Linked DNA regions of Homo sapiens: all the other regions are linked to region 1. Evidence: read pairs that join two places in POLR2A ChIA-PET (ENCODE). Cell type or tissue: HepG2. All regions are shown on one strand.

What was found. Peaks named below come from ENCODE experiments on the same cell type or tissue, not always from the same donor. Only the 100,000 strongest peaks of a DNase experiment are listed, where the experiment ranks them.
Region 2: POLR2A ChIA-PET joins it to region 1 with 6 read pairs; 2 of 35 experiments call an interaction of 5 or more read pairs at or near these places.
Region 3: POLR2A ChIA-PET joins it to region 1 with 6 read pairs; 1 of 35 experiments calls an interaction of 5 or more read pairs at or near these places.

Annotation. Positions count from the first base shown.
Region 1 is chr11:2,209,251-2,213,250 of GRCh38, forward strand. No RefSeq gene overlaps it. Among named protein-coding and RNA genes, the nearest start is that of MIR4686, 38 kb to the left of the region's middle. RefSeq lists an enhancer at 3,163-3,733. In HepG2, no CTCF peak of the experiment used is centred here; DNase peaks (open chromatin) are centred at 2,041 and 3,631; H3K4me3 peaks cover 332 bases.
Region 2 is chr11:1,981,023-1,985,022 of GRCh38, forward strand. It overlaps MRPL23-AS1 (MRPL23 antisense RNA 1), which reads right to left. Exons shown (of 4, transcript NR_024471.1): 3 at 3,828-3,960; 4 at 2,187-3,663. It also overlaps a transcript of MRPL23 not described here. Among named protein-coding and RNA genes, the nearest start is that of MRPL23-AS1, 6.9 kb to the right of the region's middle. RefSeq lists enhancers at 849-1,618, 2,387-3,156. In HepG2, no CTCF peak of the experiment used is centred here; no DNase peak of the experiment used is centred here.
Region 3 is chr11:1,674,413-1,678,412 of GRCh38, forward strand. No RefSeq gene overlaps it. Among named protein-coding and RNA genes, the nearest start is that of FAM99B, 9.2 kb to the right of the region's middle. In HepG2, no CTCF peak of the experiment used is centred here; a DNase peak (open chromatin) is centred at 1,739.

The sequences.
Region 1 (4,000 bases):
GCACGGAGCGGGGCAAGGTGACCACCCTGTCAGAGCAGGGCAGGGGCCCTACTCAGGAGATGGAGAGAAGGCGAAGGGCTGGGGGACCCCCTCTGGCCCCAGGCATGGCCGGCCCCTTGCCTCATGGCCAGGCTGATGCCTTCCCAGCCCAGGCTGGGCGGGGGCCGAGCATGAATGTGGCCCCATGGCCAAGGGTAAGGCAGAGTCAGGGCCCCAGGTCACCCACCCCACAGCCACTCGGCCTTCTCTCAGGTCCCCAGACTGCCTCCTCACCCCCTGTCGGCCCACAGGCCTGGACCTCCCTCCTGCCTGCCCTCCTCCCTGCCCTGGCTGCCCACGCTCCTCTCCAGGGATCAAGTCCGCCCCAGCCACCCTGGCCCTGCTTCCCAGGGGGTGGGCTCCAGCCTTGGCACTTGCACACCTGAGGACCACGCACTCACTCCCTCCTGAGCCCATTCTGACAGGGAAAGTCCCGTAACAGGGTCCAAGCCTAGGACTTCCGCCCAGCCTGCCTGGCTCCCGCTCTGTGGACACCCGAGACCAGGGTCTCTTGTCTGTCCTGCCTGAGGTCCCTCTGTCTCATCTCCAAGACCCCAGAGGCCCCTGGAGGAGGTTTCTCAGGAGCAGAGAATGAGTATTAGTGGTAGCTATGAAGGGGTCCTAGGCCCGGCCGCCCAAACCCACTCCTCCCCAGGCAGATCTTCAGCCAGTGGCTAGGGCAGCAGGAGAGCCACTCTCACCAGCCCTCTGGCCACTGTGGCCTCTGCCCAGCTCTAACAGCCCACCCTGCTCCGCAGCTGTGCCCTTGCGTCCTGTCACAGGGGACCCCGGCGGGAAGGGCAGGGCCTGAGCCGGTCTGCGCTACCCATGGAGGTTGGCCTCGTTCTTCTTGCTGTGGTCCAGCCCCTCTGGAGCCCATGGGCCCACCTCCCAGGCCCCGTCCTGCGGGGACTCCCACCTTGGATGTGGACAGGACCTCCTGGCTCACTTCTAACCAATAGGATGAGGCAGAAGTGACAACATTGCTTCCAAGCTTAGGTCACAAAAGGACGTGGTTTTTGCCTGCTTTCATTTGATGATCTTGAAGGAGTCTGCCCTGCCCACAAGGGCTTGGCCGGGCAGCAAGGACTGCGCTCCATCTGTCTGTCCAGTCCCTCCCTGCGTGTCCCTGAGGTAGCTCCTGGAGGACAGTGGCTGGCACCTTGTCAGGGTCCACACCTGGTTGATGCAAGAAGGCACAGGTGAGCCCAGTCCACGCAGCTCCACACGGGTCAGAACCGGGCTGTCTGCTGGGCAGGCAGGTGCATCCACCTGTGTCCAATCACATTTGGAAAGTGGAAAGGGAAATGGTGGCCTGCAAAAGGCATTGGTGCCCCTCAGACCCCAGGGCCGAGGTCCCTGGGCAGCCCGGCCCACAGACCCATCACCCTGCACTGCCAGCCGAGGCTGCTGGCCCTGGGCTCAGTACTCTGGCCATGGCTGGGCTCATGTCGAGACCTCCCTTCCCCTGACTTCCATGCTCAGGGCTCCTTCGTGCAGGTCCAGGGATGTGGTGGAGGCCCGAGGTACAGGGACAAGGTTGCAGGCAGCGCTGGTGGGGCAAGTGCCAGGGCCCAGGCCGTTTCATGCAAAGACACCCACTGGAGAACGGAGGCCCTAGGTGCAGGCCCTGGCATGACCCTTTCCTTCACTGGAGGAGGACTCATGTTAAAAAGGACCTGCCAAGGGGACATAGACAGAGGAGCTGTAGATAAAAAGCTCCTGAGCCAACCAGGTTCCAGGCAGCCCAGGAGCCAAGGGGTGGGGGGAGCAGGATGCCCTGGGGACACACTGCCCTGTGCAGCCCGGCCTCTGTGCCTGGGCAAACAGCAAAGCCTCAGTGAGCGGGCTGCAGGCAAGGGAGGCCCCATGGCCCAGGGAGGTTTATGGCCTCCCAGCAGAGCACCCGGCCCCAGCAGCTGGCCTGGCCCCTGCACCTGTCCCTTTGTTTGCACAAATCCCGTCCCTAATAGTCTTAATCGCAAAGCTTTGATGACTGTGCCAGACCCTGCACAGGCCCCTGCGGACTGCGCTGAACAAACACGCCATTGTCTCCGGGTGCACCGCAGGCGACCAGTTAATGGTTAAACCAAGGGGAGAAGGATGGCAGCTCTGCCTGAGGCCAGGGTGGGGGAGCTGCCTGGCGTGGTGTGGGCACCAGCTCCCCCCACCCCACAAGGGCACAGTCGTCCTACACTGGGGCTCCCAGTGGGCAGAGAGAGCACACGGCTTCTCCCCTGTTTTAGAACTAGCCTCCCAGCAACCCTGGAGCCGGGAGACAAGTCCAGAGGAAGCTGCTGGAGTCCCCAGCAAGACACCTGCCCCGACCCCTCCACACCAGGCAGGCGCCCAGGCTGTGGGAGCTGCTCAGACGCTTGAGAGCCGGCCACTCTCTGTGTACTCCAGACCCACGGGCCAGGAGTGGGCATGCAGTTAGAGCCCCGTGAGCAAGCCTCACACAGCTGTGGGACGTCAGCAGCACAGCTGCCATGGGAAATGCCCTGGCCGGTCCACGCAGGCCGGTTACCCCCAGCACTACCGTGTGACCAGCAATCCCACCCCAGGTCTATCCCCAGAAGTGAAAGCAGGGACTCAGGCAGACACGTGCACACCCATGTTCCCGGCAGCATCACTCACCAGAGGCAACAGGTGGAAACGACCCCGGCATGCACCAACCACGAAAACGACGAGCCCAGGCCGGGCATGGTGTCTCACGCCTATAATCCCAGCACTTTGGGAGGCCGAGGCGGGTGGATCACGAGGTCAGGAGATCGAGACCATCCTGGCTAACACGGTGAAACCCCGTCTCTACTAAAAATACAAAAAATTAGCCAGGCGCGATGGCAGGCGCCTGTAGTCCCAGCTACTGGGGAGGCTGAGGCAGGAGAATGGCGTGAACCCGGGAGGCGGAGCTTGCAGTGAGCAGAGATCGCACCACTGCACTCTAGCCTGGGCGACAGAGTGACACTCCGTCTCAAAAAAAAAAAAAAGACGAGCCCACTGTGGTCTGCCTGTACAATGGAACATTATTGGGCCATGCGAGGAATGATGGACAGATGCAGGCTGCAGCATGGACAGGCCTCACCAACGCCACATTCGGTGGAAGAGGCCGGGCACACAACGCCGCGTGGTGATGGACTCCCTTTATATGAAATGTCCAGAATAGGCAAATCCATAGGGACAAAAATAGATGGGTGGCCGCCCAGGGAGGGGGGTGGTGGAGACGGGGAGTGACCGCTCAGTGACAGGGTTTCCGCCTGGGGGATGCACGTGCTCCAGAGCTAGACCGAGGTGAGGGTCGCACAGCACTGAGATCGTGCTGGATACGCTGGATTGTGCACTGAAAATAGCTAATTCTGGGTATGTGAACTTCACCTCCTTTTAAAAATGACAGCCCACTGAGACAGACACACAAACAGTGGGTCCCTGAGTGTGGGAAACCAAGACGGGCTGGGGCCGAGGCCAGGCCACAGACCCCAGTCGGGCGGCCTGGCTCACTCCCAGCTCTGCCTGGGGCTGGCCACGGCCTTGATCTGTGCCTTGATCTCCAGGTTTGTGGCCCTGAGCCTCCCGTGGCACCATCCCAGCTCCTGTTGAGCATGGCCCTCCCTGGGAGCCACTGTGGCCACACACACACTCCTCCGAGCACGTTTGTCCAGTCCATCCACTCTTTCTCACAATGTCCTGAAGACCTGCTAGGCAGCAGAAGCTGGCCCTGCTGGGGGAACGCAGGAGTGGGCAGGCTGCCCTGGCTCCTGCTAGCATGGAGCACACAGCCCCAGGGGCAACAGGCAAACCCCAGGAGACCCCCACCTGCAGCCTGGAGAGGGGTGCAGGCAGGGCATGCAGCAGGGGCCAGCCCCATCCCAACCTCCTCCAGCCCCTCCGGCCAACTGGCCTGCAGGCTATGCCGGGTGCCCTCATTGGCCTCTGGGCTTTTTCTGTTTTGTAACTGGTAGCC
Region 2 (4,000 bases), 230 kb before region 1:
ATTTCAACCAGGAAAGCAGGTCTTGATGGGGCAGGCAGAGGGGGTGTGGAGTGGCCCCACGGATATCGTTGCCTCGACCCTTGGCTCCTGGCGTTTGCTCAGCTAACTTTGCAGACGAGACGCTGTGTGCAGAGAGACACAGGCGATAAGGATGGGGTCGTTGGCTTCAGGGCACCCCCCAACCCGTGGCCTTCACTGGCCTCATCCCTGTGCCCCCACCGGCCCAGGCTCTGCTCCCTCCATGCCATTGTTTCACTCCTTCTGGAACCTTCTGTGCCTGTGCAATGTGGCCATGCCCTTGTTTTTCCACCATTTAAGAGCTTTCTACACCCACCGAGGAGAGGGGCAGGCATGGCTGTGTGGTGGCCCCCTGGGGCTCCCGCAGCCGCCTCGACCCCTCAGCCTCCTCTGTGGGGTGTAGAAGAGTTCTCTGCACAGGTCCTCAGCTCGGGCAGCCCTGGAAGTGCTGGGCCTTCAGGCACAGGGGAGGGTGGCTCAGGGGCCAGCAGCAGACGTTGGTGCCTGCCCCTGCAGCGGGGTGCCCCATGCTGAGACAGTGCGCAAGAGGGACACTCCGGGCCTCGGTCCGCCCTCCGTGTGGCAAATGAGGTGCTCGGCGGGGCTTCTTAACTCTTCAACCTGGCCTTCCCACGGGTCCCTCTGGACAAGGGATGGCGGGGCGCAGGGGAAGCTGATTCCCAGCCCCACCCCAGCCCGTAGCAGAGTGGTCGTAAGCGTGGGAAATGCCAGCTCCATGCCTCTGCTCCACTATGTTTAACTCAACACAAGGAGCTTCCTGGGCCTTCAATGTCCCAGGACCCACGGCCTTTAGTGATTTGTGGTCTGGGAGACAGGAAGCCGGAGCTCTGGGGCCGAGCTGCAGCCCCTCTCCCTCTGCAGCGCATCCTTGCTCTGAGGGTGGCAGAGGCAGGTCTAGGCCTTGGGGACCTGGGGCCGGGGCCCCCAAGGGGAAGGGAAGGGACCCGTGGGGAGCCCAGGGTGAAGAGTTAAGAAGCCCCGCCAAGCACCTCATTTGCCACATGGAGGGTGGACCGAGGCCCGGAGTGTCCCCCGTGTGTGCTGTCTCAGCATGGGGCACCCCGCTGCAGGGGCAGGCACCAACGTCTGCCGTTGGCCCCTGAGCCGCCCTCCCCTGTGCCTGAAGGGGCGGAGCACCTGCGCAGAGAATTCTTCTGATATCCCGCCCATGGGGAGTTGGTGATGGGACCCCCAGGAGAGGGACTGCGGGGGTGTCCCTGCGCCTTCGGGTGGTCAATGCTGGTGAAGTTCGGCACCCAACTGTGAGCAAAGGAGAGGCCCTTTCCAGGAAGCCCCAGGGGCACTCCAGGGTCGGGAAGGGGCCACAGGGGTCTGGCGAAAGCATGAGGCAAGATTTGGAAACGAGGCTCCAGGGCAGGGTCAGGGCCAGGGTCAGGGGCAGCCCTAGGATGGCTCTGCTGCCACCCAATCAGAGTCTCCTGCCCAGCTCCTGGGCTGTGGGCGGGGGTCGCACAAAGGACCATGGGCAGCCAGGTAGGAACAAGGGTCACCAGGCACTTGGCAGGGGACCGGCCTCTGGGAAATCATCCAGGCCAGGGGCCATGGAGCCGGCTTTCCCCAAGCCCCAGGGACCCAGCCTCTGCCGGGAGGGTCTGGGGGATCAGGGGGCTGAGGACCCTCCACACAGGCTGTGTGGGGCAGGGGCTCGGGCTGGCCCTGCTGAGCTTGGGTGGCTGGAGTCCTCGAGGAGGGCTCCCTGGAGGCAGGGGCGCGGAGAGAGCTGGGGCGGGCCAAGGCAGCCAGCAGCCCACGGCAGGCGGGGGGCCTGACCCGAGCAGCGGCGTTAGGGCTGGCCTGGGGCGCAGCGTGCGCACGGGAGCGCGTGTCTGCTGGACTCCAGCGAGGTGCTGTAGCCAGCTAGCCAAGACAAGCTGTCCCTGCGGGTGTCTGACCGGCGGGGCCCAGGCTGGGGGGGTGGTGGCGGCACCCCACTGGGGACACAGTGAGGCCCGGAACAGAGCCCAGAGCCTGGCTGCCGCGCTCCAACCACAATGGCCGGTGCCTCCCCAGGCTGTACCTCTGGGCCCTGCTCCCACCAGGGCCCTGCCCCCACCAGGGGCTGTGCAGGGTCTGGGAAGGGCACAGCTGTTTGCCTCCCCACATTCCAGACACAGGGTCAAGCAGTGTGGGAGGCTGTTTTTCTTTACAAATGTCATCTGAAAACAAACACTTACTGGCTCTGCCCGGCTGCCCCGACCCCTTGGAGAGTGGGGGCAGGGACCAGGCCTGGCTACCCCCGTCCAGGTGGCTGGGGACTCTTCCAGGCCAGAGTGGCCTTTGACCCTCCTTCGCTGCCCCTGCCACACCAACCAGGCCAGTGTCTTCCCTAGCCAGAAGGCTCTGGCCCCACCCCATTTGCCACCTAGAACTGGGGAAGGACGCACCTGGCCCGGCCAGCGGCCCATGAAGCCGTCTTTCTCCCACGGGCCGTCCCTGGCTCGACCCTGTGCCCAGGGCAGGGTCAGGCCCAGTGGGTCTCTCTGTGGAGGGAGGGGCTGCCTGGGGTATCTGGGGGTGGTGAGGGGGTGTCCCAGCCCCAGCCCTTCCCCAGGCCTCATGTGGGCACCACCCCTCGTTTACGGGCTCTGGGAGCGGGTGGGGCCCCTCCTCCTCCTGAGCTGTAAGGTTTTTCTTCCAGTGGGGTTTGCACAAGGGTCCACGCCCACAGCCTCAGCCCGGAACCTGAAGGCTCTGAGGCTTCCTAGGGGGTTCTGCGGCCTTGCACTGTGGGTCCTCCCAGCTCGGCAGCCCTCTGCTGAGGCAATGTCCTCTTGGAGCAAAAAACAGCCTCCGCACCATTCCTCCCAGGGTGCATCTGAGCCCAGGCCCCAGGACACTATCCCCGGGGGTCCAAGGCGGGTGGGGACCGCCCTCCCGACGAAGCTTCTTTGCGCCCTGCTCACTCTCCTCAGCCCCCAGGTGCACTGGGGGATCCTGCAGGAAGCCTGCGGGCGGGGACTGGGGGGTGTGTTTGGGGCAGCGGTGTCTAGACCCTGGCCTGCCTGAGGGCCGGGAGCTTGGACTTCAGGCCTCAGGAGTCAGGAGAGGGCCACCACGCTCCCTTCCCCTCGCCACAGTGGTCCCAGGCGGGAGGGAGCGGACACGGGCTTTGCGGCACAACCTGGTCCTTGTTCTCTGGCTGGGCTAGGGTCACCTGGAGCTGGTGCCCGTGATATCCGCCTGACGCGGAAGTGGGCACCGTTTTCTGGATGCTCCCTTACTTTCTCAGCGCTGTGTGGAGGGGGAATGCCCCGTGCTTCTCACCCTGTCTTCGCCTGTCCCCACCCCAAGCTCCACTGGGCGGGGAGGAGAGGGGCACCTCCATAGGACTCAGCTATCCCCCCAACTCCCACAGGAACCTCAGGCCCAGAGTCCCCAGGAGGGAGCAGCCGGCAACACGGTTTCCGCTGTGGAGACGGGGCGTCCTGGCTTGAGTTCACTCCTCTCCAGGTGGAGCTGCCGCCGTGAGACCAAGGCCAGGCCCCCCTCGGGCCCCAGGGCTCCGAGGCACTTCCTTGGGTTGGTGTGCTGGATGGAAGTAGGGCTGTATTTCCTAAGACCTGCGGGGCAGACCTGGCCTCTGGAGGTGAGAATTTGCTGGGCCTGTTATGGGTGAAAGAGGAAAACCAGCCTGTGGGGGGCATCTCACAGTCCCCTCTGTCCCTCAGGTAGGATGCGTGGGGCGTGGTGGAGCCACGGGGTAGGGGAACGGGGACCCCCTCAGGTGTGTGGGGGCTGGGAGGTGGGTGCAAGGCCCCCCGTCTCACCGAGAAGGGACTTGGAGAGTGAGATGGTGTCTGAGTTAGGATGGCAGGCTCAGCTGACCTCGTCCCAGAGGCACTCAGCAAGGGCCAGGGACGGCATCCCCGCCGGGCACATGGCAGTTCATCCTCAGAGACACTGTGTATGGGAGGGAGGAGAAGCCCACACCTCTCTGAGG
Region 3 (4,000 bases), 530 kb before region 1:
GGGATAGCACGGCCTCTGCACGCTGTGGGGTGTTCATCAGCTGGACAGGCAGCTGCCACCTGGACAGAGTGAAACCCACCGCCTGAGTTCTGGAGTAATTGTCCCAAGGAGGACCTTTCCACTCTGGGTTGTCCTGGAAAGAGGCTGCTCCTCGTCTAGGAAGTGAGGTCCTGGGCAAAGACCTCAGTGGGAGGGAGGAGACATGATCTTCCTGAGTCTCAGCCCCAAGGCACCAGCCTGGATCCCTCGGTGTGCTGCCCAGAGCTCGTCAGGCACTGATGAGGATTGAGAGGAGGGCAGGGGGGAGCACCCACGTACGACAGGACACACACACACACACACACATTCCCCTCCTGAGACATTTGCATCCAGGGAACATGCAGGCAATTCCTTGTTTGTGCAACTAAAACTCCAGAGTCCCCCAAAGTGAAAACAGCAGGCGGCTCCGAAGTGAACTGCAACTACCACCTCTTCCGAGACAGAAAACGCTCAGTACTGGGAGGACAGGGTTTCCAGATTTTTCTTCCCCAAGTAGGTTCCAAAAATACCAAGGCACTGAGTTTCAGCCAGGGCACGCCTCGCACCTGGCCTGGTCCCGGGGATCAGGATGCACTCTCCGCACGGAGCCCTCTTCTTGGTGGCCTCTGCGGCCTCTGCAACGGAGCTTGTCCTGGGACAACAAAGGTCTTAATCTGGCAGCTCCTCAAATGACCAGCCCTGGGAAGGGAACATGGTCATGAAAATAATAAGAAAGAAAAAGGACTACAGCAAAACAGAAAACCTGATTTAAGACAGCAGGACTTTTGAATCCTGATACAACAGGTTATCAGAAGAACGAATAAATTAAACTTACCAATTAAAAGACACAAGAGTATGGATGGAGTTAAACGATGTTACCCGCGAGAGACACAGAATAGTTGACAATAACAGGAAGGGAAAATGCAAGCCAATTGTATGTGGACTGAAAGAAGGCTACAAAAGGATTAAAACATTAAGCCACAATGCAGCTTTCTGACAGTCAAATGATCAACATACAGAAATATATTTTCCAACCACAGGGCAAAAAAAAAATTAGAAATTAAGTCACAAAAGGGATAGTGCAAATATTGTATGTTTGGAAACCAAATAGTCTATTACCATAAATTTGGGGTTAAAGAGATAATCATAATTATTAAAAAGTAATAAAAACATTGCACATTAGAAGGACGGGGCAGAGTGAAGCAGCTGTTACTGAGAGGTGTACGGTACTAAATACATTTCTCACAAATTATGAAATTGGATGTCTACGCAGATGTTTTGCCTGTTTCTAACGGAGCTGTTTTTGTCATTAATTTTTTAGTTCCTTTTCCATTCTGGGTTCAATCTTTCATCAGTGATATGGTTTGCAAATACATCCTCCAGATCTGCGACTTATCTTCCGATTTCTTGTTAGTGTCTTTTGAAGCACACATTTGAAAAAAATTCGATGAAGTTCACCCTATCAATGTTTTATTTTACGATCTTATTTTTGATGTCATGGCTAAGGAATTGCACCTGGCCCACAGCTTCCTTGACTTTCTCCCATGTTTTCTACAAGTTTTAGTTCCCGGTTTTCATGTAACCCTCTTTGTGTTAATTCTTGTGGAGGACATGAGATAGGGTTCCAAACTTCTTTCTCATGTGGCTATCCAGATGTCCCAGCACTATTTGTGGAAAAGACTGTCTGTCCCCCGACTGAGTTCTGTTTGTTGCCTTTGTCAAAAATCAATTGACAATCTACATAAAACGTTTTTTTTTTTTCCTGGACTTTTGATCCTGTTTCATTGATCTGTGTGGCTACAGTGAAACCAATACGAGACTGTCTTTGTTACTAAATTTTGTTCTTTTAAAAAATTGTTTTATCCATACCGGGTCCTTTAAGTTATTTTTGTCATGAAGTTTTTAGCTCTTTTTTCTATTCTGGATACAATCTTTTATCAGTTATATGATTTGTCAATATTTTATCCTAATCGGTGGCTTTCCTTTCATTTTCATTTGTAAATATTAGGATCAATTTGTCAAATTTTGCACAAATGCCTGCTGGATTTTGACAGGGATTATATTGGATTTACAAATTGCCATGTTAACGTGATTGTGCCTCTGGCCCATGAACACGGGCGGCCTCCCCAGTTGCTCATGTTTTCTTTAATTCCTCTCAGCAGGATTTGGGGGTTTTAGCATTTAACTCTTATACTTCTTTGGTTACGTATATGCTTCTGTATTTTATTCTATTATTATTTAAAATTTTCTTAATTTCATTTTCAGATTGTCTATTACTAATGTATAGAAATTCAGTGGATTTTTGTGTATTGATACTACACTCTGCACCTTTGCTGGATTTTTTATTAGTTCTAACAGGAGTGTTTGTGTTTATTCTGCTTAGGGCTCTCCAAAATTCTCAAATATGTGATTTTTTTTGTCTTTGACTAGCTTTGGGAGACTCTCAGCCACCATCTCTCCAAGTAGCTTTTCTTCCACGATTTCTTCTTTCCTCTTAGGATCATAAGTGGACATTCACTAGAGTGTGTTGAAGTGTTTTAAAGGTCTTGGATGCTTGATTTAGTTCTCTCTCTTTGTCTTTTTTCTCTTTGTGTTCATTTTGGATGACTTCTACTCACCTGTCTCCCAGTTTATGGATTCTTTCCTTAGTTCTTTCCAGTGTGTTAATTAGCCTATGATAAGAATGTTGATATTGTTGGTGGGGGGGCGGTGGTGGAGAGGCTATTTCCATTTGACTTTTGTTTTTTTTGAGACAGGGCCACGCTCTGTTGCCCAGGCAGGAGTGCAGTGGTTCGATCACAGCTCACTGCAGCCTCTAACTCCTGGGCTCAAGAGATCCTCCTGCCTCAGCCTCCAAAGTAGCTGGGACTATAATCCCAGCACTTTGGGAGGCCAAGGTGGGTGGATCACCTGAGGTCAGGAGTTCAAGACCAGCCTGACCAACATGGTGAAACCCCGTCTCTACTAAAAATACAAAACATAGTTGGGCATGGTGGCACACGCCTGTAATCCCAGTACTGGGGAGTCTGAGGCAGGAGAATCACTCGAACATGGGAGGCAGAGGTTGCAGTGAGCCAAGATCACACCACTGCACTCCAGCCTGGGCAACAGTGTGGGACTCCATCTCAAAAATAAATAAATAAAAACAGTGTTCTAGTTTTTTTCAGTTTTCATTTATCTGTTGAAATTCCTCACCTGTTAATGCATATTGACTAAACATACCCATCACAGTTATTTTTATTTATTTATTTGTTTTTTTGAGATGGAGTCTAGCTCTGTCACCCAGGCTGGAGTACAGTGATGTAATCTCAGCTCACTGCAAGCTCTGCCTCCCGGGTTCGAGCGATTCTCCTGCCTCAGCCTCCCGAGTAACTGGGACCACAGGCACCTGCCACCATGCCCAGCTAATTTTTGTATTTTTAGTAGAGATGGGGTTTCACCTTGTTGGCCAGGCTGGTCTCGAACTCCTGACCTCATGATCCGCTCACCTCGGCCTCCCAGAGTGCTGGGATTGCAGGAGTGAGTCACCGCACCTGGCCTGTGAGTTATTTTAAAGTCCCTGTGCAACAGTGTCAACATTGGAGTCATCTCAAAGTTGGATTCTATTAATTGTTTTATCACATGGCCATGGTTCATTTTACCTTCCTTCCTTGCTATCTCATAAATTTTAATTGAATTTCAGACACTGTGTCCAGAGAATAATAGAGACGGAGGCAGGTAGCCTTTATGCCCCAGATGGCTTTGGATCCCCTTCTTCTGGGTATGAATGTGGGATCTGTGCCAGCCTGGGCCATGGGTGGGCCGGGTCAGGGTGAGGTGTGGCCGCCATTACCTCAGGGCGTCAGAGACTGCGAGGCCTCCTAGGCAAGCTCACCCTTACCTGGTGCTGAAGCCTGGGGCTGGGGACCAGGGAGGATTTTCTTTTTTCTTTTTTTGAGACAGAGTTTTGTTCTGTCGCCCAGGATGGAGTGCAGTGGCGTGA